Linked DNA regions of Homo sapiens: all the other regions are linked to region 3. A link is a loop called in an ENCODE intact Hi-C map of the cell type or tissue named here. Cell type or tissue: PC-3. All regions are shown on one strand. Region 1 overlaps KIAA2012. Region 2 has its middle 68 kb from the start of FZD7. Region 3 holds the start of LOC124906114 (a long non-coding RNA gene).

Region 1 (8,000 bases), 120 kb before region 3:
GAACTCTCATCTACTGCTGTTTGGAATGTAAAATGGTACAACCACTAAGGAAAATAATTTGGCAGTTTTTAAAAAAGTTAAATATATACCTGCCGTACCATCCAACTATCCTACCCCTAGGTATTTTACCCAAGATAAATGAAAGAAATGAAAGCATAAATCCATACAAAGACTTGTACACAGATGTTCACAGCAGTTTTATTTGTAATGGTCAAAACTGAAACAGCTCAAATGTCCATCAACAGATAAACAGATAAACTGGTGTATATATACAATACAATACAACTCAGCAGTAAAAGGGAATGAACTATTGATATACCTGGCAATATGGATGAATCTCAAAATAATTATGTTGAGTGAAAGAAATCATACGAAAAAGTACATATGGCTGGCTGGGTGTGGGGGCTCATGCCTGTAATCTCAGCACTTTTGGGGGGCTGAGGCAAGCAGATCATCTGAGGTTGGGAGTTCGAGACCAGCCTGACCAACACGGAGAAACCCCATCTCTAGTAAAAATACAAAATTAGCTGGGCGTGGTGGTGCAAGCCTGTAATCCCAGCTACTCGGGAGGCTGAGGCAGAATGGCTTGAACCCGGGAGGTGGAGGTTGCAGTGAACTGAGATCGCGCCATTGCACTTCAGCCTGGGCAACAAGGGTGAAACTCCATTTCAAAAAAAAAAAAAAAAAAAAAAAGAATAAAGAAAAAAAAGTACATATGGCATGATTCCATTTATATAAAATTCTAGAAAATGCAAACTAATCTATAGTGACAGAAAACACATCAGTTGTTGTCTGGGGATGAAGGAGGCTGGAATAGGGGAGGTATGAGGAAACTTTTGGGAGTGATGAATATTGTATTTCGATTGTGGTGACGGTTTCATGGGAATTGTACAATTTGAAAAGGTCTAATTTATTGTATGTCAATTATCCCTTGATAAAGCTGCTTTAAAAAAGTAGCAAGAGATATGTTAATACAAGGAAAGTGCCTAAACCAGTGCCAGCACACGGTAAAAACAAACAAGAACCAAAAAAATCTCACCATGCTCTCTCACTCTACCCATATACAACTACTGCAAATATTTTGGTGTATTTGCTTTCATGTATATCTAATGAATATCATATTTCCATATAATTGATTAGTGTATATTCAATTTTAATCTACTTTTATATTACAACTTTCCCATATAATTAAATATTCTTAATTTTTTTTTTTATTCTTAGAGACAGGGTCTCGCTCTGTTGCTCAGGGTGGAGTGCAGTGGCATGATCACAGCTCACTGTAACTTTGAACTCCCGGGCTCAAGGGACCTCCCACCTCAGCCTCCTGAATAGCTGAGGCTACAGGTGTACACCACCACACCCAGCTAATGTTTTAAAATTTTTCTTTTTGTAGAGACAGGGTCTTGTCATGTTGCTCAGGCAGGTCTCAAACTCTTGGCCTCAAGCAATTCTCCTGCCTCAACTTCCCAAAGTGTTGACATGACAGGCATAAGCTGCCACGCCTGGCCTAAATGTTCTTAAAAATGATTTTAGGCTAGATGTGGTAGCTTATGTGTATAATCCCAGGACTTTGGGAGGCTGAGGCAGGCAGATCGCTTGAGCACAGGAGTTTGAGACCAACCTGGGCAGCATGGTGAGATCCTGTCTCTACAAAAAATAGAAAAATCAGCTGGGCATGGTGGCATAAGCCTGTCATCCCAGCTACTCAGGGGGCTGAGGTGGGAGGATCGCTTGAGCTTGGGAGATCGAAGCTGCCGTGAGCTGTGATGGCACCACTGCACTCCAGCCTGAAAGACAGAGTGGGACCCTGTCTCAAAAAAAATTTTTAATTGCAGCACAGTATGTTATCGTATGAATGTACCATAAGTGACTTAACCAAACATGTAATTTTAAAAATTCATATCGCTTCTATTTTTTATAACCATAAAGAACTTTGCATAGAATATCCTTGAAAGGAATTTTTATTTTGTTTTGTTTCTGAGACAGTCTCGCTCTGTCGCCCAGGCTGGAGTGCAGTGGTGCGATCTCGGCTCACTACAACCTCTACCTCCTGGGTTCAACCGATTCTCATCCCTCAGCCTCCTGAGCAGCAGGGGTTACACGCATGCACCATCATGCCCAGCTAATTTTTTGTATTTTTAGTAGAGACTGGGTTTTGCTATGTTGGCCAGGCTGGTCTTAAACCCTGGCCTCGAGTGATCCACCCGCCTTGGCCTCCCAAAGTATTGGGATTACAGGTGTGAACCACAGCATCTGGTCAGGAATGTTTTGATTATTAAAAAATTTACTCTTTGTTCATATTTCTGATTAAAGGATGTACAGTCTATTTTTTGTGGGTTTAGCAGTTTATCAGGATTTATAAGTGTCATTTTAAAAACAGTCGATTTAAGCCATGTAGAAATACATATGAAAAAGTCTGCAAAACAAAACATACTTTAAACATGTTTAAGTAGATAGATTATCTGAAATTCTGGATTTTTCAGTCACTTCATTGTTATGCAGCCAAGCAATTCTTTTTTTTTTTTTTTTTTTGGAGGAGTTTCACTCTTTTGGCCTAGGCTGGACTGCAATGTCGCGATCTCGGCTCTCCGCAACCTCCGCCTCCCGGGTTCAAGTGATTCTCCTGCCTCAGCCTCCCGAATAGCTGGGATTATAGGCATGCACCACCATGCCCGGCTAATTTTGTATTTTTAATAGAGATGGGGTTTCTCCATGTTGGTCAGGCTGGTCTTGAACTCCCGACCTCAGGTGATCTTCCCACCTTAGCCTCCCAAAGTGCTGAGATTACAGGCATGAGCCACCGCGCCCACCCGGCTGGCAGCCAAGTAATCTTAACTTCAGTTGGAGTAAGCCCCCTAAATCCAGCTTCGTTGAAGATTCCAACTTCTATGTTATCCTCTCATTTGGCCTTCAAAGCTTTCCTTTAGGGTTAACATGGCTGTATGAATGGCATCTTCAAGTTCCAGATCTTCATTTTATCTTTTCTCAAGGGAAGTTTCCCCATTCACATAGTTCTTTCCCACTGCTGTGGCTTTCCAGGCCAAGTAAGCTCCAGATGGATCTGACTGAAATAAATATGGTTGTCCCTCATTCCAACCACAAACAAGTAAAGAAACTCCAAATGGACAAACACCACCTGACTGAGTATATTCTTGCATTACAGAAGCTACTCTCCGCACTAGCTGAGCTGTGGGAATGGGCACTTGGTACACAAGATAGTATTGTTGAGCTAGTTTCGAGCTGTGTGCACAAGCACTTTGTTATCTGGGCCCACGCCACTGTACACCAAACCTATGTGCTTGGTAATTGGTTCCACTTTGTCTACACTTCGCTCATCATACAGAATGAATTTCTGTTTTTTCTCGGTTGCTAATACCACACCATTTGCCGCTTTAATTCCCACTGACAGGGCTCCTCCAGCTACAGCAGCCAAAGCATATTCAATCCGGACAAGTTTATCAGACGGGCTGAATGTAGTCAGCGAAAAGCCGTACCGCGCTCCGCCATCTTTACCCGAAGAGCCAAAGCACAAGTATGTACAGTTTTTAAGTCACAATGCCTACTGCCAAATTGTTCCCTAGAAAATTTGTACCAATTTGAATCAGATAGACACAGATGCTGGTCTAAGGGAGCTTACATTCCAGTGGGGAAGATGAATATTAAAACAAAACCAACCTCAAAACACAAAACTGTTTTTGAAAGGAAGACTCTAATATTCAATTAGTGCCTTTCTCTCTTGAGAAGTAGATTCTTGCATGAATTAATTTATTTCTTCTCAGTTTTATTTGAAGATGTTATACTTTTAAAGAAAGATTTGAAAAGAAAAAGTTCACCCATTATTCCATTGGCATCATTCCCTTAATACTACAGTTAATCTGTTTTTCAATGTTATTTTGTGGTTTCCCCGCCCAGGAGCTTCTTTGCAACTTTGGTTTTCTTCTACTTCTACTCAGGTTCAGGGAGGTGTCCACTGTCTCTCAAATCAACCACCAGACTTTAGAGGGGCACAAGATTGTTAACGCGCAAAGGTGGTTGAGGAATTGGAAAGGTTGACTGGGGCTGCACCTTGGAATTTATTTTGTCTTGGATAATATGTAACATTAACAGAGAGCAGAAGCTGATTAAAGTATCTTGGTGCCAAAGGGTAGTTCTGTGAGTATTTCTTTCCTTAACATGACTGGCGCGAAAAAACTCTCACTGAAGACTTTCACTGCTCTTCTCAACTATTTTGAACTCTGGGACAGGGCATGATAGAACCAGCAGAGGGCGTATTTGTATTGACCAAAAGCTGAGGTTGTACATTGGTGAAACTTCCATTGTGATTAGAATTGAAACCTTCCCAGTTTTGGGATGTGGGCCATAGAAGGGTGATTTTTTTTTTCTCTTAGTAAAATAACCTGATATTTAGGAAGTATTGGAACAAACGAAGTCAGTGCTTTGAATAACTTACAACTTTTAAGTACTTTTTAAAAGTCTATAAAATATCTTAAGCGTTCACAGTATAGGAAAAATACTGTATACTCATTGCCACTTAGTTTTGTAAAATTTTAACATTTTGCCATATTTGAGTCATGCATTTCTTTCTTTCTTTCTTTCTTTTTCTGAGACAGAGTCTCACTCTGTTGCCCAGGATGGAGTGCAATGGCACCATCTCAGCTCACTGCAACCTCCACCTCCTAGGTTCAAGCAATTCTCCTGCCTCAGCCTCCCAAGTAGCTGGGATTACAGGTGTACGCCACCATGCTCAGCTTATTTTTGTATTTTTACTACAGACAGGGTTTCACCATGTTGGCCAGGCTGGTCTCAAATTCCTGAACTCAAGTGATCTGCCTGCCTTGGCCTCCCAAAGTGCTGGGATTACAGGCATGAGCCACTGTGCCCAGCCTAAGTCATGCATTTTCTAAAGAAATCAAACATTTAAGACACAGTCCAAGACTTCATTTATCACATGCTACTATGGTGTGAATGTTATCGTCTCCTTCAAAATTTGTGTGTTGGAAACTCAATCAATATTCAATGCAGCAGTGTTGGGAGGTGGGGCTTAATAAAAAGTGTTTAGGTCATGGAGGGCTCCATCCTCATGAATGGATTAATGCTGCTATAAAAAGGGTTTGTGGGCTGGGCACAGTGATGCACACCTGTAGTCTCAGCTACTCGGGACACTGAGGCTGTGGATAGTGTGAGTCCAGGAATTCAGGTTGAGCCTGGGCAACATAGAGAGACCCCATCTCTAAAAAAAGAAAAAGGGCTTGTGGGAATGAGTTCCCTCTCTTTTGCCTTTTTGCCTCCCACCACGTGAGGACACAGTAAGAAACCTGCATCTTGATCTTGGGCTTCTCAGCCTCCAGAACTGTGGGAGACTGTTCTGTTCTTCATAAATTACCCAATCTCAGGCATTCTGTTATAGCATCACAAAATGGATTAAGACACATATAATCCCATTTCCCTCTCCCTCCCAGAGGTAATCAGTCTCTTCAATTTGATATTCATCAATCCTCATATATATTTTTATATCTGTATTACATATACATGCACATGTAAACAATATATAGTATTTTTTACAAATTAAAACTTTACATAAATGATATTATTTATGTAACTTGTTCAACTTGCCTTATTTTGCTTAATAAGGCAAAAAACCCTTAATAAGTCTTTTGGGATTAACCCATATTAATACATGTAATTTTATTTTCAGCTATCATATAGTATTCCGTTGTATAAATATGTGACCATTTAAAAATCCATTTTACTATTGGTGGCCATTTTGATTATTTCCAATTGTTTATGATTATTAATAATGTTTCAATGAACCTTTTTAGGTGAGTCACTGTTCATACATGCTTTCTCTAAAGGATACCTGGGAATGAACTTGTTGGGATGCAGGATATATGCATCTTCAATTTATTGAATATTTTCAAATTGCTCTAAATTACTAAAACTTTATATCCTCATTAATAGTGTTTATAGACTTTTAAACTTTTGCTGGTCTGATATATATGAAATGATATCTTTTTGTTTTAACTGGGATTTTCCTGATTAGTAAGGAGAACTTTTTTTTCTCTATGGCCATTTATTTGTGTTTCTTCTTCTGTTAGTTGCCTGTTCACATCATTTGCTCATTTTTCCTTTGGGTTGATTGTCTTTTTCTTTCCCTATTTGTAGAGGGAAGAAATGCTGCTGCATTTTGGTTACTAATGCTTTGTTGGTTACATGCATTGCAGGTATCTCCTTCTAATCTGCAATTTGGCTTTTAACTTCATGTTGTCTTGTTGAAAACTTCAAACTTTAATATAGTCAGATTCATTGGCGGGGCACAGTGGCTCACACCTGTAATCCCAGCACTTTGGGAGGCCAAGGCAGGCTGATCACTTGAGTTCAGGAATTTGAGACCAGCCTGGCCAACATGGTGAAACCCTGTCTCTACTAAAAATACAAAAATTAGCCGGGCCTGGTGGCACACACCTGTAATCCCAGCTACTTGGAAGGCTGAGGCAGCAGAATCGCTTGAACCCAGGGGACAGAGGTTGCAGTGAGCCAAGATCATGCCATTGCACTTTCTGGGCAATAGAGCGAGACTCCGTCCCAAAAAAAAAAAAAAGATTTATCAATAATTTTCTTTATGGTTTGTGTTATGAATAATAGGTAAAAAGTTTTTTCCTTTCCAAAATTCATAAAAATATTCTGCTATATTTTCCTCTAAAAGTTAAATTTTGCTTTTTGACATTAAGCTCCTGAATACACCTGATATTTTGTGAGGTGAGAATTTTAAAATTGCATAACCAGTTGTCTCAAAATTATATAGTGAATAATAGATCATCCTTTCTCCACTATTTCCCTTTATAATGCCATTGCCATATATCAAGTTTCCATATGTGGGCACATTTATTTCTGGATTCTCTATTCTCTTCTGTCTGTCTCTAAGCCAATAGCACACAGTTTTATTTTTTACAGCTTTAAAATAAGTTTTTATATTTGTCAGGGCAAACTTCCACTTTATTTTTTTTCAAAATTATACTGGCTAATATCTTAGTCTGTTCAGGCTGCTATAACAAAATACCATAAACTGGGTAGCTTAGAAACAACAGAAATTTATTTCTTGTGGGTCTAGAGGCTGGAAAGTTCAAGATCAAGGTGCTGGAACATTCAGTGTCTGGGGACATTCAGTGTCTGGGGAAGTCTCACTTTCTGGTTCATGGAGGGCACCTTCTTTTGTGTCCTCACATGATAAAAGGGGCAAGATAGCTCTCTGGGGCCTCTTTTGTAAAGGCACTAATCTCATTTATGAGGGCTCTGCCCTCATGACTTAATCACCTCCCAGAGGCCCAACCTCCAAATACCTTTACATTGGTGATGAGGTTTCAGCATGTGAATTTTTGGGGGACACAAACATTCAGACCATGACAACTATTTCTGGCTTTTCTATATGAATTTTAATATCAGCTAATCATGTTCTGCCAAAAACCCTGTTGGGGATTTTTAAAATTGAAATTGCACTGAATTTATAGACTGCCAAAAGGAAAAACCAAACCAAACCGGAATCTGATCAAGTTTCTAGACCCAAGTGTTAACTTACAGGACATGTGGAAGACAGAGAAACATGTTAAACTACACTATGAGGACGCAATCAGCAAAGTCTAGATTGAAACTCAACAAGACAAGTGACCCAATTTCCTACAAATACACTAAAAGGGGGAAAAAAAAGAAATGGAAGGGAACTTATAAATTCAATGAGATTTAAAGGTCATATCAACCAATTGTAAACAGTTGGTTTGCAAATTCCAAAACAATTATAATAATTATGGGACAATTTGAACTTTGAAAACTGACTGAATATTCAATTATATTAAAGAATTATTTAAATTTTGGGTGTAATAATGGTATCATGATTATGTTAAAAGTCATTTCTCGGTGCAGCGCACCAGCATGGCACATGTATACATATGTAACTAACCTGCACATTGTGCACATGTACCCTAAAACTTAAAGTATAATAATAATAA
Region 2 (8,000 bases), 91 kb after region 3:
TGCAATTACAAGGGACTGTGATTGTGAGTGAAAGAGGGGGGAAGAGAGTCAGAGTCAGATGACACAATGTGAAGAAGCCTAGACTGCTACTTCGGGCTTTGAAGATGGAGGCAGAGGCCACCAGCCAAGGAACGTGGGCAGCTGGAACTGCGATGGAAACAGGTCCTCCCCGCAGAAAGGAACGCAGCTCTGCCCTCACATCGGTTTCAACCCAGTGAGACCCATGTCAGACTTCTGGCCTACAGAAAAGGAAGAGAAGGAATGTGTACTGTTTCAAGCTGCTAAATGCGTGGCAATTTGTTGCCCTAATAGGAAGTGAATACAAGGGGCCTGGGACAGGGTCTCAGGGGTGAAAGAGAAAGGTCCTGAAATGATTGTCCATGTTGCTGTTGGATCCCAGGAGGGATAGAACGCTGGCTCCTGGCCTGGCTGCCTTGAGTTAAAGGTCACTGAGTCCCAGGGCCTCTCTGGCTGATGCCTCGGGGAAGGGGAAGGAGGAAGCCTGAGGTGGCCAAGGAGGCAGAAAAGAGGGTCGCATGCACGGGTCTGAAGCCTGCTGCTGCTCAGAGCCACCCCACGGGCCCACAGTCACCTTTCCTACCTCTGTCCTTCCAGAGGCCTCCCTGTGCCTGGAGACACCCTGCTGGCAGTCTCTTCTTCCCATTCCGTTCCAGAGATTGACACCGTCTGCTCTGCACCGGGGACTGTTCATCTCAGCATGGATCCCCATGCACTGCTTGCTTCTGAGGGGGCCTAATGCATCCGTGGTCCTGTTGGCTAGAAGGAGACTGGGAGTCACCTTCCATCAGGTGAAGCCAGAGGAGACCCTGCCACCGAGCTGGGAGGGACCAGGGGACAGGGTGCCCCACAGACGTCCTGGTGGAAGGTGGCTCGGGACAGTAGGGTGGGTGGGGCCTGGGTTGGGAACAGTGTGGGCTCCCTTTCCATCCCTCCGCATTCTCCCCCTGGGTGGCAGTCAGCCGGCAGGGTCTGCTGGAGCAGTGACCAAGGTCTGGGCCATTCTCAAAAGAAAGTACAGGCAGTTGTATTACCTGCTCAGGCTGTTAGAACAAAATATCACAGACTAGGTGGCTGAAACAACAGCAATGTATTCCCTCACAGTTCTGGAAGCTCAAAGTCCAAGATCAAGGTGTTGTCAGGGCCGGTTTCTATTGAGGCCTCTGACCTTGCCTACAGAGGACCGTCTTCCCCGTGTGTCTTTGCCCGGCCTGTTCTGGTGTGCACACATCCCTGGTGTCTCTCCCACTTCTTATAAGGACACCAGTTGTATTGGCTGAGGGTCCACCAGCTTCATTTTAGCTTCATTACCACTTTAAAGGCCCTGTCTCCAAATGCGGTCACACTCGGAGGTACTGGGGGTTAGGGCTCCAACATATGGGTGGGGGTTGGGTGGGGACAATTCAGCCTATAACAGCAGTGGGGGTTAAGAGAAGGTGCTGCGGGGAGAATCAAAGGAGAGAGGCTTAGAGGCTGGGCCCTGGGGTAGACACAGCCTGCAGCAGGGACAAGGGTGCCAGACTGATAACCTGGTGTTGGGTGGGGGTTTGGGTGGAGGGTGGCCGTCTAGGACCCTTAGCTGGGGTGGGAAAGGGCAGGTAGAGTGAGTGGTCTTGGGTGGCCGTGGGTGGCTCCCCCGCCTCCGCAGTTAGCCCCTTTCACATTTTCCCAAAGCTCCTCTTGGGTTTTCATTAAGACTGGAACTCACTCAGAAAGCCCACCCCCGGAGCGAAGTCTTTCTCCTGGCCTAAACAGCACCTCCAGGCCCCCTTGTGAAGGCTGGTTCTTTGGTCTTCAGATTGTTAAGGCACTGGGTTTGTGTCAATGGGGTCCTGGCATTTGCCTTTGGAAACCGGAGGAGGGGTGGTCAGATATTTGGAGGCCACACCAGGCAGTGTGGCCATCTAAAAGTAGCCGTAGGCCCTGCGAAACAAGCAGGAAAGAGGATAATGGCAGAGTGGGCTGCTTCAATTTCACTTTAGGCTAGCCAGGGGATGTGGGCAAGGCCGGTGCCTGTTGGCTTTGTGCGGGCGCTGCTTGGGTTTTTTAGCCACAGTGGTTTGCAGCCCTGTTAAGACAAATGATTGTGATTAGGAGGAAAAAGTGCAGAGGAGCTGGAGAGAGCCCCCACCCACCACCCACGGGAAACAGGAGAGAAAGAAACAGATGCTTGGGGCTGGCACTCGCATTAATGGGCAGACGGTTGTCATGCTCGACTGGTTTGGCTAGTCAGCCAGAGGCCCCGGGAAATAAAGGGCCTCTCCTCACACTGGCTTGTGGAGCAGTTGAGATCTCTGAGTTTCTCTTTGTCCTTGGAGAACGAGCTTTTGGGGAGGGGGCGACGGTCTAGGAACAGTCGGCTGTTGTTGGGGGTGGGGAGGGAGGTTGGTCTGAAATCTTCCTTCCCTACTCAGCAGGAGCGCCTAGGACACATGGCCCAAGACAGCAGGGCTGGCTCCAGCCTTCCTTCCTGAGAGCTCTGCAGTCCATTTTCTGCTTTCGTTTCCTCCTCCCCATGGCTGCATGCTGGCCTCCGCTACCGGGCTGCCCAGCAGAAGCACCAAGTCCACGCAGCTCTCTCTTGCTTTCTCTCACTCATGCCACAAAGGACCAAAGCAAAGTAAGGATTTTCATGCAATGGAATACAACTAGGCAATGAAAAAGCCTGAACTACTCCTCCGTTCAGCAATGTGAGGCAGCACCACAGGTAGAATGTGGAGAAGAAGCTAGACATGAAAGGGTAGGTCCTGTGTGATTCCATTTATCTGCACTCCTAGAATAGGTAAAATGAATCTATGGTGACAGAAGTCAGAAGGGTAGTAGCTTGCTTGGTATCAACTTGGAAAGGGCATGAAGGACCTCTTGGGCTGCTGGAAATCTATAGCTTGATCTGGATGGTGGGTACATGTGTGAATGCATCTTCAAAAATTCATCAACTTATCTACTGAAGATGTGTACACTTTATTTTTATTTTGTTTTGTTTTATTTTTTTGAGGTGGAGTCTCGTTCCATCATCCAGGCTGGAGTGCAGTGGTGTGATCTTGGCTCACTGCAACCTTCGCCTCCTGGGTTCAAGCAATTCTCCTGCCTTAGCCTCCTGAGTAGCTGGGGCTACGGGCACGTGCCACCACATTCGACTAATTTTTGTATTTTTTAGTAGAGATGGAGTTTCACCATGTTAGCCAGGCTGATCTCAAACTCCTGACCTCAGGTGATCCACTCACCTTGGCCTCCCACAGTGTCGGATTACAGGCACAAGCCACCATGCCTGGCCAATTTGTATATTTTAATGTGTATGTACTTAACCTAAATAAAAAAGTGGAAAGTACACTTTCAAATATTACATCATCTTGTTTTTTTTTGACAGAGTCTCTCTGTCGCCCAGGCTGGAGTGCAGTGGCATAAACACAGCTCACTGAAGCTTCAACCTCCTGCATTCAAGGAATTCTCCCACCTTAGCCTCCTGAGTAGCTGGGACCACAGGTGCGTACCACCACACCTGGCTAACTAAAACTTTTTTTTTGTAGAAACAAGGGTTTTGCCATGTTGCCCAGGCTGGTCTCAAACATCCTGGGCTCAAGCCATCCTCCTGCATCAGCCTCCCAAAGTGCTGGGATTACAGATGTGAACCACTGACCCCATGTGGCCACTCTTCTTGACTTCAGGATGCATAGGAGTATATTTCAAAGATTGCCGTTATTGGCGACCTGTTTAAATTCACTTTTAAAAAAGAGTTCTGACCTTCCAAGGCAGCTCTCTGAAAGAGTGTGGGGCTTTATACTCTTCAGAGAAGTCCTTTTGTATTTCTGGATGGTGAGTTGGGCCCACAGGAGTGAATCCAAGTGTGGAACACACGAATCCCGCCTTGCAAATAGACACTTCCTTCTCTAGTCTGGGTAGGAGATTGTGGTGCAAGGAATGGGGTCAAGGGTATCTTTGTTCTACTCCCCTACTCCTCTTATGATGGGGGGTAGCGTGGCTTCTTGGTTATAAGAGCAGCTACTTATTGGGGGATGCCTGGGCATCCTCCAGCACCTGACCCACTGATAATTCACAGATTGCATCTCCTCACCAGTCTTGCTGTTGGAGCTGCTGAGCAGGCGCAAGTCATACTGAGGCATGGGGGTCTACACTCTGCTTCCCCTCCCTGCCTAGCCGCTGGGGGGACCAACAAGAGCAGAATGAACAGGAAGCTATTGGGATGGCCACAGAGGAGGCACAAGAGAGGCCCAAGTATTTTGTCCCTGGGCATTCATTTCTCCTGAGTAGCTGGCAGCCCTGTGTTTAGCAGGGAGAGAGTGGGCTCTGTCATTAGTTTCTGTTTCTCAACTGACCCTCTCAGGTTGTCCCAGGGGCATTGGGAGGGCAGCTGGGTGTCAGGTAAGTCCCTGCCACCTGCTTCTTGGCTGATACTGCAGGACAGAAAGAGAGTGTAACAACCTTTTCTTCAAAGCTAGAATCCAGCTAACTCTGCCTCGGAAAAGTGCTGACACACAGCCCGGATGTGATCAGACACATTTCTTCCATTTGCTGCTGCTCTCGGTGAAAGCTACTGGTGTTTGATGAGCGGAAACAAGCCGCCCTGCTGAGATTTCCTGCCAGTGCCAAGTGTTTCTGCCAAGAGTGCTGAGCGTCCACCATGTTGAGGAGGTGCTTTTGTGCAGTCTGGCTCGATGAGATGCCTCCCTGTAGATGAGTGGGGCCTGTGGCATCCCCTGACCATCTTACAGATGCTCAGGCTAGAGCAGAGGCCGTTCATTCTCCACCAGTGACCATGTTCAAAGGGATGCGTGTGTGTGTGTGTGTGTGTGCGCGCACACGGCACGTGCATGTATGGATACATAGACATCGTGAAACCCATGGCTTGTGTGGAGCAGGGAGAGTCTGACCCTTTTTATGCTACCCTGAAGCTTTGTTTGGAAATACTTACTTTACCTGTGACACATTTTTGAGGGAAAAAGTGTGAGAGATCCAAGGAGACCCAACCCTGAAGAATCTTACAGCCACTTCTTCAATGGCATTTCCTCTGTCTATAATACTGTGCAAGTCTCTGTTGGAGCCAAGAGATGCCAGTAGTTATCTTGACAATTCTGTGGATCCCTACGAGACCTCCTGTGCTGTTGGGAAATGAAAACCTGCAGCTGGGGAGCCCATGGATGGGGCTGAGCACGCCCTCCCCTCCCACGTTTGGTGGTGTATTAATAACTGGGATAATTGCACCCCTAATGATCCCAGCAACAGTAATTTCTCTGGTGCACCCAGAAAAAAGCCTGCGATGCATTGACAAAATGACTTACAATTAAGACCCTTTCTGGGACTTCCAGGCCAGGTCTTTGCAACACTTTCTATTGTAAGCCTCTGTCCCTTCCATATATGAGCCTGCCTGGGCCCAAACTGCTCTGAACCTCACTGCCTTTTTCTCTTTCTGCCCCCAAATCCATTTTTCTTGAACAACCATGAAGGGCTGTAGTCCACAGAGCAATAGAAAGGACTCTCCATACAAGTTCTCCTTCATTCTAGCAATAGAGTATAATTTTACAATCTGCCAGGATGGCAGAGAGGAATGGGGAGGAACTCTGCCCATTGTCTTGGCATCATGGAAAATTTCCCCAGGTATCCCTGTGGAACTCTCCCCTGAAATCCAAACAAAAAGCACAAAGGCCAAGCCACACAGGAGCAGCACCACTACCAAATTTCTCAGAAGTTACCATGGATAAAAACTGGAATCCCCATTGGTTTTTCTTTTTAAAGCACAACTTTTATTAAATACCACGAGTTGGCCACTGTTAAGACAATGGACCTGTCCAAGCATCTTGTCTAGGAATCAAGGGAAGAAAGACATTGTGGGGCCCAAGAGCAGATGAATTGCTCCCAAGAATAGAAAACAAATGAGCCGAGGTATAAATGGTTGGAAAAACAAAAGGAAGATATTTCCTGCACAATGCAGACCATTGAACGGAAGGGGGCCGTGGACAGAGGCTCAGGTCGTGGGACCAGCCGAGGAGTGGTGGGACAGGCTACATGAGCTGTCAGCACACAACGGAGTTGAAGTGTCTTTTCCCCCATGCCTGTGATCCATGAAAACGCTGTGCTTCTCTCATTTTCTTGCCACAAACTGTATCTGCTCTGCTGCTAGCAGCTTTGTGGCTCTAAAAGAGGCAGAGATGTCAAGGTCTGACCCACACCCCGCTGGCTCCCACTCCTGGCCTGGCTAGCATCAAATGTTCACAATGGGCACAGGTCGTGACTTTCTTTCTGAGACCGGACTGCATCGAGGCCTGTGGCTAATTTCAGTGGAACATATGGACTCCTGTGTAACTTGACCTCATTGTCCCTGTTTATAATGGAGCCAGCAGGAGCACCACAATGGTCCTGGCCATCCCCACCCCCCAGGAGGCGTGGTTGAGGGTATTCCTTTCTCTCTGGAATACATGATCATCTTGCCCTCGGGGCACATTCACTAAAGTCATTATGGGGAGACATGTCTGTGGACAATGAGGAGCTCTGGTGTGCAGGGAGGAGCTTCTTCTGCCTGGAGCAACCAAGACTCAGTCCTCTTGTGGCGCACTGGAGGAGGCCACTAGGCAGGATTTGGGTGGGGAGGGGACAGTCTCCACCTTCCCATCCCCACCTCCCCATCACCACCAAGACTGGCCTTGCTACCCATTGGCAGAGTTCCTGGATGACCTCTTCTTGTGGTGATGGTGGCTGTGGGACTCTTGTTCTTCAGAACTTATCACAGTTAACTCTCAGTCTCCTTGGGGAGACCCAGCCTGGGAGAGGAGTTCTGCACTGGGAGATAAGGTCCAGGCCTCCCACCAAGGACCAGAATCACTGAATGCCTGAGATGGAAGAAACCTTAGCTCCTGATTCCAGTATTTTGTTTCAAATGAATAAATAAGGCCCCTAGAGAAGGGTAAGTGGCCAGTCTGTGGTCACACAGGTAGTGTCAGAATCTGGATTAGGCCAAGATCTTCCTTCTGGAGCACCATGTAAATCCTCAGGTAACATAGGGGCAGTTGTTGAGGATGCTGGCATCAAGCTGGGCTCTGTTTGTAATGTGGACAGAGACAAATGCTTCCCTCTTGCTTATATGCATACAAAATGACAAAATAGTTTCTCTTTTCTTTTCGTCTTCTTCTTTTTTTTTTTTTTTTTTTTTTTTTGAGATGGTGTCTCGCTCTGTTGCCCAGGCTGGAGTACAGTGGCATGATCTCGGCTCACTGCAACCTCTGCCTCCTGGGTTCAAGCGATTCTCCTTCCTCAGCTTTCCGAGTAGCTGGGATTACAGGTGCCTGCAACCACACCTGGCTAATCTTTGTATTTTTTAGTAGAAACAAGTTTTCACCATGTTGGCCAGGCTGGTCTCAAACTCCCAACCTCAAGTGATCTGCCCACTTCGGCCTCCCAAAGTGCTGGGATTACGGGATTCAGCCACCCCACCCAGCCTCTTTTCTTCTTTTAAAGAAATAACTCTCCATCCAGGGAGAAAAGACCTAGCCTCAGAGGGTTAGACTGGAACTTGCCAAAATTAGGGCAAACTTATCCAAGGGTAGCGTTATATCACCCACCTAATTCTTATTGACTCTGTAGGGCTGCAGCTAATACCTATTATGCAGGGCTTTGTTTTTCCCCTAATGGGACTCATTTTCTCCCCAGATTCAGAATGAGCTGCTTGTAATCTACTGCAAACCCTTCCTTTGTAGGCCTCGTGCAGCAGAGGCCCACACCTTGAGCAGGAGCCTTAGTATGCATTGGTTCGCCTTGATCCTCCTGGGTATTACAGTTCCCTCTTCATAGAGGAGGCCCCCAGGGCCAGAGAGGTGACTTACTGGAGGCCACAGCACTAGGAAGGAGCAGTGTCAAAATGCAAACCCTAGTGTGCTGACTGCAACCCAGGTGCTCTCTGTGACATCTCTTTGTGGTCCTCTGCCTTGGACTGTGGAGGGATCGTGAAGCTAGGCAGGGGACAAGGGGAACTT
Region 3 (8,000 bases):
CTGATTTGCTTTCATCTGGAAATATATCCAGCAGTGGAGTTGCTGGATCATATTGTAGTTTTATTTTTAGTTCTTTGAGAAATGTCTATACTGTTCTCCATAGTGGCTGTATTATTGTTAACCATATTTACATTCCCACTGACAGTATATGAGGGTTCCCCTTTCTCCACACCCTCATCAGCTTTTGTTATTGCCTGTCTTTTGGATAAAAGCCATTTTAACTGGGGTGGGATGATATCTCATTGTAGTTTTAATTTGCATTTCTCTGATAATTAGTGAAGTTGAGCATTTTTTTGTATCTCTGTTGGCCATTTGTATGTCTTCTTTTGAGAAATGTCTATTCAGATCTTTTGACCATTTTGATTGGATTATTAGATTTTTTCCTATAGAGTTGAGTTCTCTATATATTCTGGTTATTAATATCTTGTCAGATGGGTAGTTTGTGAATATTTTCTCCCATTCTGTGGGTTGTCTCTTCACTTTGTTGATTGTTTCCTTTGCTGTGCAGAAGCTTTTTTTTGAGATGGAGTCTCACTCTGTCGCCCAGGCTGGAGTACAATGGCTTGATTTCGTCTCACTGCACCCTCTGCCTGCTGGGTTCAAGCAATTCTCCTGCCTCAGCCTCCCAAGTAGCTGGGATTACAGGCACCTACCACCACGCCCAGCTAATTTTTGTATTTTTAGTAGAGACAGGGTTTCATGATGTTGGTCAGGCTGGTCTTGAACTCCTGACCTCAGGTGATCCACCCGCTTTGGCCTCCCAAAGTGCTGGGATTACAGGCGTGAGCCACCACACCTGTCCTGGAAGCTTTTTAGCTTGATGTGATTCCATTTGTTGATTTCTGCTTTGGTTGCCTGTGGTTTGAGGTCTTACTCAAGATATCTTTTCCCAGACCAAAGTCCTGGAGTCGTTCCCCAATGTTTTTTTCTAGTAGATTCATAGTCTTTAATCCATTTTGATTTGATTTTTGTATATGGTGATATATAGGGGTCTAGTTTCATTCCTCTGCATATGGATATCCAGTTTTCCCAGCACCATTTATTGAAGAGCATGTGGTTTCCCCAATGTATGTTCTTGGCACCTTTGCTGAAAATAAGTTGTTTATAAATGTGTGGATGTATTTCTGGGTTCTCTATTCGGTTGGTCTACATGTATGTTTTTATGTCAGTACCATGCTGTTTCAGTTACCATAGCTTTTTAGTATAATATGAAGTCAGGTAATGTGATGTCTGCAGCTTTGTTCTTTTTTCCTCAGAATTGCTTTGGCTATTCCATCTTTTATGGTTTCATATAAATTTTAGGATTTTTTTTTCTATTTCTGTGAAGAATGTCATTGATATTTTGATAGAGATTGCATTGAATCTGCAGTTTACTTTGAGTAGTATGGACATTTCTATTATTTATTTATTTTCTTAGAGCCAGGGTCTTGCTCTGTCACCCAGGCTGGAGTGCAGTGGCATGATCTTAGCTCACTGCAGCCTCCACCTCCTGGGCTCAAGCAACCCTCCCACCTCAGCCTCCCGAGTAGCTGGGACTACAGGCAACTGCAACTGTACCCAGCTAGTATGGACATTTTAAAATTATTGATTCTTCTAATCGATGAACATTGAATATTTTCCCATTTTTTGTGTGTCTTCTTTGATTTCTTTCATCAATGTTTTATAGTTTTTATTGTAGAGCTCTTTCACTCTTTAGTTAAGTTTATTCCTAGGTATCTTATTTGTAGCTATTGTGAATGGGACTACTTTTTAAATTTCTTTTTCAGATTGTTTGCTGTTGGCATATAGAAATGCTACTATTCTTGTATGTTGATTTTGTATCCTGCAATTTCACTGAACTTGTCAGCTGTAGTTATTTTTTGTGGAGTCTTTGGGTTTTTCTAAACATAAGATCGTATCTCCTGCAAACAAGGATAATTTGACTTCTTCTTGTCCAATCAGGATGTCCTTTATTTCTTTCTCTTGTCTGATTGCTCTGGCTGGATTTCACTAACTCTTTAGGGTGGAGAAAGAGATGTATTAGAGCTCCTTGTATATTCTTCAGAGTCACATTCCATACAAGAATATAGCATACGGATGGCAGCCAAGATTCCTATCATGTACCAAGTTCAATCAGTTGGTAGTGACTGCCTAGAAGACTTGATTGGGCATAATTCTGCAGACTCCTGGCTTAGCAAAGAAGAGCTCCATGGATGTTCAGTGATGTCTTCCATAGGCAAGGGAGGGAGAGTGAATTGTGTTACCTATACTGATCTTTGCCAACTCAATATTGTAAACTGTATGGAATTCTCTTTACAGGGTGTGGATTTAATCATTCTTAACAATTCCTTTTGGCATCAACCTAAAGCCAAAAGTTAAAGAACTATGCCACTGATTATTATACTAACTCTAGTTCCTCAATTCCAAGATGCCATGTATTTTAGGTACACTACTGATTTAATAACAGGTTTTAAGGGGGTAAAAACCACTATAATAAATATGAACACTAAAAATAATATTTATCCATATATTCTTTTTCAGCATCTCATTCAGTGTTTGATAATAAACCTCTTTCAGGTGTAGTCTGTGGATTCTTCTGAATCATCTGTAACCATTGGCAGTTGTGCATAGCATCATGGGAATCATCTGTAACCATTGGCAGTTGTGCATAGCATCATGGGAATCATCTGAAACTATTGGCAGTTGTGCATAGCATCATGGGAATCATCTGTAACCATTGGCAGTTGTGCATAGCATCATGGGAATCATCTGTAACCATTGGCAGTTGTGCATAGCATCATGGAGATTCTCTACTTTCCAATCGTGGGCTGGTGATGTTGACCTCCTTAGCAAATGTAGGCTAGGCAGTCTAATTTTTAGCCATATTGTGGAACACCAGGGTTTCATTTGTATTTCCTGTTTGGTTAAACTCATAGTTTTGTCCTTCCCTTAATTAAATTATTCTTTTCTATAGGGTAAAACCTTCTTCCCAAAGTCACCCAGAAGCTTCTGAAAGATGTTTGGAACCTGAGGGTGACTTTTCAATGAATGAGCCGATCACACCAAACTCCTGTAACTTTAAAAATTCTGCTATTTCTCCTGAGATATCTGTCAATTTTTATTGTATATAATTACAGTGCCCATAGTGTAGACTGGCAGTCCTTTTCCTGTGTCCTCTGAAGTGCTTGTCTGATGTTTCGCTGAAAGACATGAAAGTGTAGTCATGCCTTCAGCAATAAATATTTGCTTCACTTATTGTAAATATGCCTCGCTAAGTTCTCCCACAGGCAGACAGTAACAACTCCTTCTCAACTCACTCTCCTGCCAGCAGGTGGCAAATTTCTTTTGACATAAATTATAAGCTGCACTCCAATTTTAGAAATGTTAAAATGTGAGCAAATAAGAGTCTGAGAATAAAGGGAATAAAGCAGATATCTAAATGAGGTAAACTCTGAGGATTCAGATCAAGATTCCAGTGCCCAGAGTAAGAAGATGAGGTGAGCAGCCTCCACCCCCACCTCAGACCCATTCCAGAATAGTCTTCAAGGTTTCATTGTATCTGAGTGTGCTGCATATATACACACACAATATGAAGTAGAAAGTAATGCAAGATAGAAAGCATGAAGCTGTGTAAGAGAGGGACAAGAAAATACCTTGGGAATTCAGAGAGGGATAGAGCACTTCGGTTGGTATAAATCAGGACAGAGGAGTAGGTGGCTTTCAGGAGGATGTTGAAGAAACAGGTACTGAATGGGGCCGTGCGAAGAGAACAGCACCCCGTGGTGGCCATGAAAAGGCACCCCTCAGATCTCTAATTTTGAGGAGTGTAATTGATAGAGGGTTCTAGCTGCTATGCTCTGAGTTGATCACCACATTTTTCTGGAGGCTAAGGTTCTCACAGGCTGCTCCCAGCCAATGACTGCGTATGACAGATGCTATGGTAGCCAGGCTCCATTTTGGGAGATGCTGCAGATATGGGACTCTTCTGATGGGTGACTGGCTCAAGAACTCCCGATATCCTTGAGGAACTTTCTTAGAACTGCACAGCAGTCTGAGACACTTCCATCCAACCTTCCTTCCCTCTCTCCTATGCCCAAGGCGGACCTGTGCCCAGTCTCATGGTTCTCCTGGCTCCTTCCTCATCTTCCTTCACAGGTGTTTTCCTCAAGAAATCTCTTGCACACCTAATCCTGTCTTGGCATCCGCTTCTTGGAGGACCCAGACGGACACACAATACTTGTGGGGATGCCAAATCTACCGTTTTATCTGCTTTATTATTTCCCACCCTTTTCCCAATTACCACTTTTTTTTTAGAAGTTGGCATTATTGGATAGTTTCCAGAATAAGAGACATTTTAGGCAATAAGAAGTGCATATAGGAAAGTCTCATTTTTTTCTTTTTAGTCTAATTATTCTTTGAAGTTTTTTAAAAAATAGTGTATTTTATTAGTAGGGCCCTTTTGATTACAAATGACAGAAACTTAATGCAGGCCATATTAGAGAAAAAGGGTTAGTGATGATTGATGATGATGCTGATGATGACACTGAGTTGCATCTCAGGAACAGTAGGATCAGGGACCTGGGTGGCATTAGTGTTATTGCTGCTTCTTATTTCTGAGGCCCATAAGATGGCCATGGATGGCATCCAGACTCATCTGACAGCCTGGGGACCTAAAGAGAGACTGATTTCTTTTCATTTTTTTTTTTTAAACAGGGTCTCATTCTGTCACCCAGCTGGAATGCAGAGGAGCAATCAGACCTCACTGCAGCCTCAAACTCCTGGGCTCGAGTGATCCCCCTATCTCAGCCTCCTGGGTAGCTGGGACCAATGGTATGTGTGCCACCATGCTCAGCTAATTAAAAAAATTTTTTTTTGAGAGATAGGGTTTTACTACATTGTCCAGGCTGGTCTTGAACTCCTGGCCTCAAGCAATCCTCCCACCTCATCCTCCCAAAGGATGTGCTGGGAATACAGGTGTGAGCCACTGTGCCTAGCCTGACTTCTTTTCAATTCCAGTAATTTTCAGGGGAAGCCCAACTTGGTCTAGTTTGGATCAGCCACTTAACCTCACATCAACTGTAATCTGGGGGACTGCTCAGAGGAAGCAACTGTGATGATTTGTCCATGTTATACCAACATGGTAGGGTTCGTGGCTACCAGGTGCATTGTGGCTGGAGGAGGGAGGAAGGAAGGTTGCTAAGATGACCACTTCATATTTACACTACACAGAAGATGTCTACAGTGTCACTGCTGCACATCCATGTATAAACACCCAGACGCCACTCTTCTGCAGAGAGCTTGACAGCCTCTCAGCAAGAGACTGGAAGTGGGATGAGCTCATGCAGGGCACACAGCTCTTGGATTTGATTCGTATAGATTCTCAGGGCTTCATCAAGAGGCTTCAGCTGCATCAGGGTTTGCAACTGCAAAGTTACTAGAAACCCTCTTGTACTTGCCCCAAATAATCAGATTTGTGTGACTGTAGTTTCAGCCTATTAGTTCTCTGCCAGAAGGAACCTGCATGGTATAGATTTGGGGTTAGGAAACCTGAGTTCTTATCTTGGTTATGTTTTAACTAGCTATGTGCCACTTAGTCTCTCTGCATTGAAATTTCTCTTCAAATCTTCAACTGGGGAATTAGACAAATAAAGGTCATTCCCAGCTCAGAGATCCTACGACTCAATAATTGTCAGTTGTAAAGAATCTGTTGGGCATTTCTTAGGCTTACTGCTACATTCTTACTTGAAACTTATTTTCCTTCCCTCCCTTCCTTCCTTCCTTCTCTCCTTCCTTCCTTCTTTCTTCCTTTTTTCCCTGCATCTCTCCCTTCCTTCTTTCTCTTTTCCCTCTCTTTCTCTCCTTTCTTCCCTTCTTTCCCCCTAACAAACAGATATTGAACAAGTGGTATATGCCAGGCACTGTGCTATGATTTGGACATAAAATAGAAACAAAACCCAGTTCCAGCTCTCAGAAAGCACAGAATCCACTGGGGTAGCAGACATATAAACGGATCATTAAAATATTACATGATAACGCTTGGTCAGTTTTTTCTTGCACCAATCATGAGTTTTTTCTTTCCTGTAATTATGTATTGGCATTTCTGCAGAAAGTGGCATCTTGTAGTTCTTGAAAGATGCAATTTTTTGTATCTTTGATGTATATTGGATGCAATTAGTTTTGATTGTCACAGCCATCCTATCAAGAAAACTCAAACAATTTTTGAAGCTCGTGCATTCATTCATTTAACAAATTTTTTTTGAGCATCTAATATGTGCCAGGCTCTGTGCTGGGGGCCTGGATGGGGTGACAGACAATAAACAAACAAAGAAAAAAGGTATATAAGTTGTAGTAAGTTCCAAAAAGGAATTGAATAGGGAACTTAGCCGAAGAATGATGGAGATGGAGAGGTACCTAATTAAATAGTGGAGTCAGTGGAATCTTCTCTGAGATGGGAACATTTCAGCTTAAACCATAGAGAGAGAAAGCCTGCTGGGCTATGCGCGTGGAGTGGGTAGGAATAGCATTCCCAGATTGAGGCCCGAGGTAAGAGAGTGCTTGGCTCACCACCTGAAAGATGGCCAGTGTGACTTGGGGACACCAGCAAGGAGGAAGAAGGTAAGGGGTGAAGGTGGGAGTGGGTAGAGGCCAGATCAGGTGGGGCCTGTATGTCAGTGTAAGGGGTTCTCCATGGGGGGCCCTCACAAGTTCTGAAGCAGCACAGTTGATTGGATTTGCGCTTTTGAAAGGTGGCTCTCAGGCTGGGCATGGTGGCTCTCGCCCGTAATCCCAGCACTTTGGGAGGCCAAGGCAGGTGGATCACTTGAGGTCCAGAGTTTGACACCAGCCTGGCCAACATGGTGAAAACCTGTCTCTACTAAAAATTAGCCAGGTGTGGTGGTGCATGCCTGTAATCTCAGCTACTCAGGAGGCTGAGGCAGAAGAATCGCTTGAACCTGGGAGGCGGAGGTTGCAGTGAGCTGAGATTGTGCCATTGCACTCCAGCCTGGGCGACAAGAGCAAAACTCCGTTAAAAAAAAAAAGAAAGAAAAAAAAGAAAAGAAAAAAAAATGTGTGGAGAGAAGAAGCTTTTCACCTGTTCTGGCTCAGCCTGGCCCCACATCCTTCGCCTCAAGGGAACCTGTGGGCCAGATGGAGACATGGGGTTGCTTTTGTTTTCTATTCTGGCCAATGGCTCTCCATTTCCTGGAAAGGTAAGACCGAAATAGAAAAAAAGAAGAAGATGGGATAAAAATGCTTGATCTCTTCCAGAGAGAGCTATAGGAAATAGAGACTGATTTAGAGAGTAAAACATCATATGACCTCATGCGCAGGACGACTGGCTGCCACTGCTGTCCCTGCCTGCCTTGGCCAAGCCATGGGGATGGCAGGAAGAGTGCAGCCAGGTACTCTGGGATGGCAGTGAGCTGACTGGATTTTGGAGTCCGACGGGTTTAGGTTGAAATCCTGGCTAAATTTACCCTATGATCCTGAACTGGTTACTTAACCTCTTTGAACCTCATTTTCCCTATCTGTAATATTGGAATAATACCATTAACTTTGCAAGGTTGTTGTAAGGATGAACTGAGGTAATACGTGCCATGGATGTGCTGAACAAATGGTAGTTGTTATGAGAGAGACAGAGTGAGAAAGCAAAAGAGAGAGAGAGAGAGAGTTGGTATCAGTTAGGCTGTCAGAATCAAACCAGTCTTTGAAATCTCCACTTCCTCTTTCAGGACCCCCAGTCTCTACCTTCCTTCTCTCCTAAAACTCCCTATAAGGAAAATGTCAATTTGTCAGGGCAGAGAGTAGTGAGGAACTTTGAAACATGCCTCTGCTTACAAGTGGGTTATGGATTATTTTTATTTTGTACCTTATTAAATTTCTAGGGAGTATATTCATTTTTTGCAGGCAACTGGCAACACTGCTTTTGGGAATTTGGGAGCACTGGAAGGAGAAATCTCTTTCACTCCCCTCCTGCCTTCATCGCGGCCTCTCTCGGGCTGACTTAATATCAGAATGTT

The links. Hi-C counts contacts between places; a loop is a spot of excess contacts. Peaks named below come from ENCODE experiments on the same cell type or tissue, not always from the same donor. Only the 100,000 strongest peaks of a DNase experiment are listed, where the experiment ranks them.
Region 1: a loop joins it to region 3, with 3 times the contacts of the local background. A loop is called at or near these places in 4 of 110 quality-filtered maps.
Region 2: it touches region 3 in a loop (2.4-fold over the local background); 3 of 110 quality-filtered maps call a loop at or near these places.

What each region holds. Positions count from the first base shown.
Region 1 is chr2:202,174,802-202,182,801 of GRCh38, reverse strand. The region is part of intron 15 of KIAA2012; the gene reads right to left. It also overlaps the pseudogene PSMA2P3. Among named protein-coding and RNA genes, the nearest start is that of SUMO1, 60 kb to the left of the region's middle. In PC-3, CTCF peaks have their summits at 4,053 and 4,256 (motif pointing right); a DNase peak (open chromatin) is centred at 4,251.
Region 2 is chr2:201,961,395-201,969,394 of GRCh38, reverse strand. No RefSeq gene overlaps it. Among named protein-coding and RNA genes, the nearest start is that of FZD7, 68 kb to the left of the region's middle. RefSeq lists enhancers at 4,641-4,730, 5,743-6,243, 6,244-6,744. In PC-3, a CTCF peak has its summit at 3,670 (motif pointing left); no DNase peak of the experiment used is centred here.
Region 3 is chr2:202,052,121-202,060,120 of GRCh38, reverse strand. It overlaps LOC124906114 (a long non-coding RNA gene), which reads left to right and starts at 4,776. Exons shown (of 2, transcript XR_007088053.1): 1 at 4,776-4,809. In PC-3, a CTCF peak has its summit at 3,310 (motif pointing right); no DNase peak of the experiment used is centred here; H3K27me3 peaks cover 1,796 bases.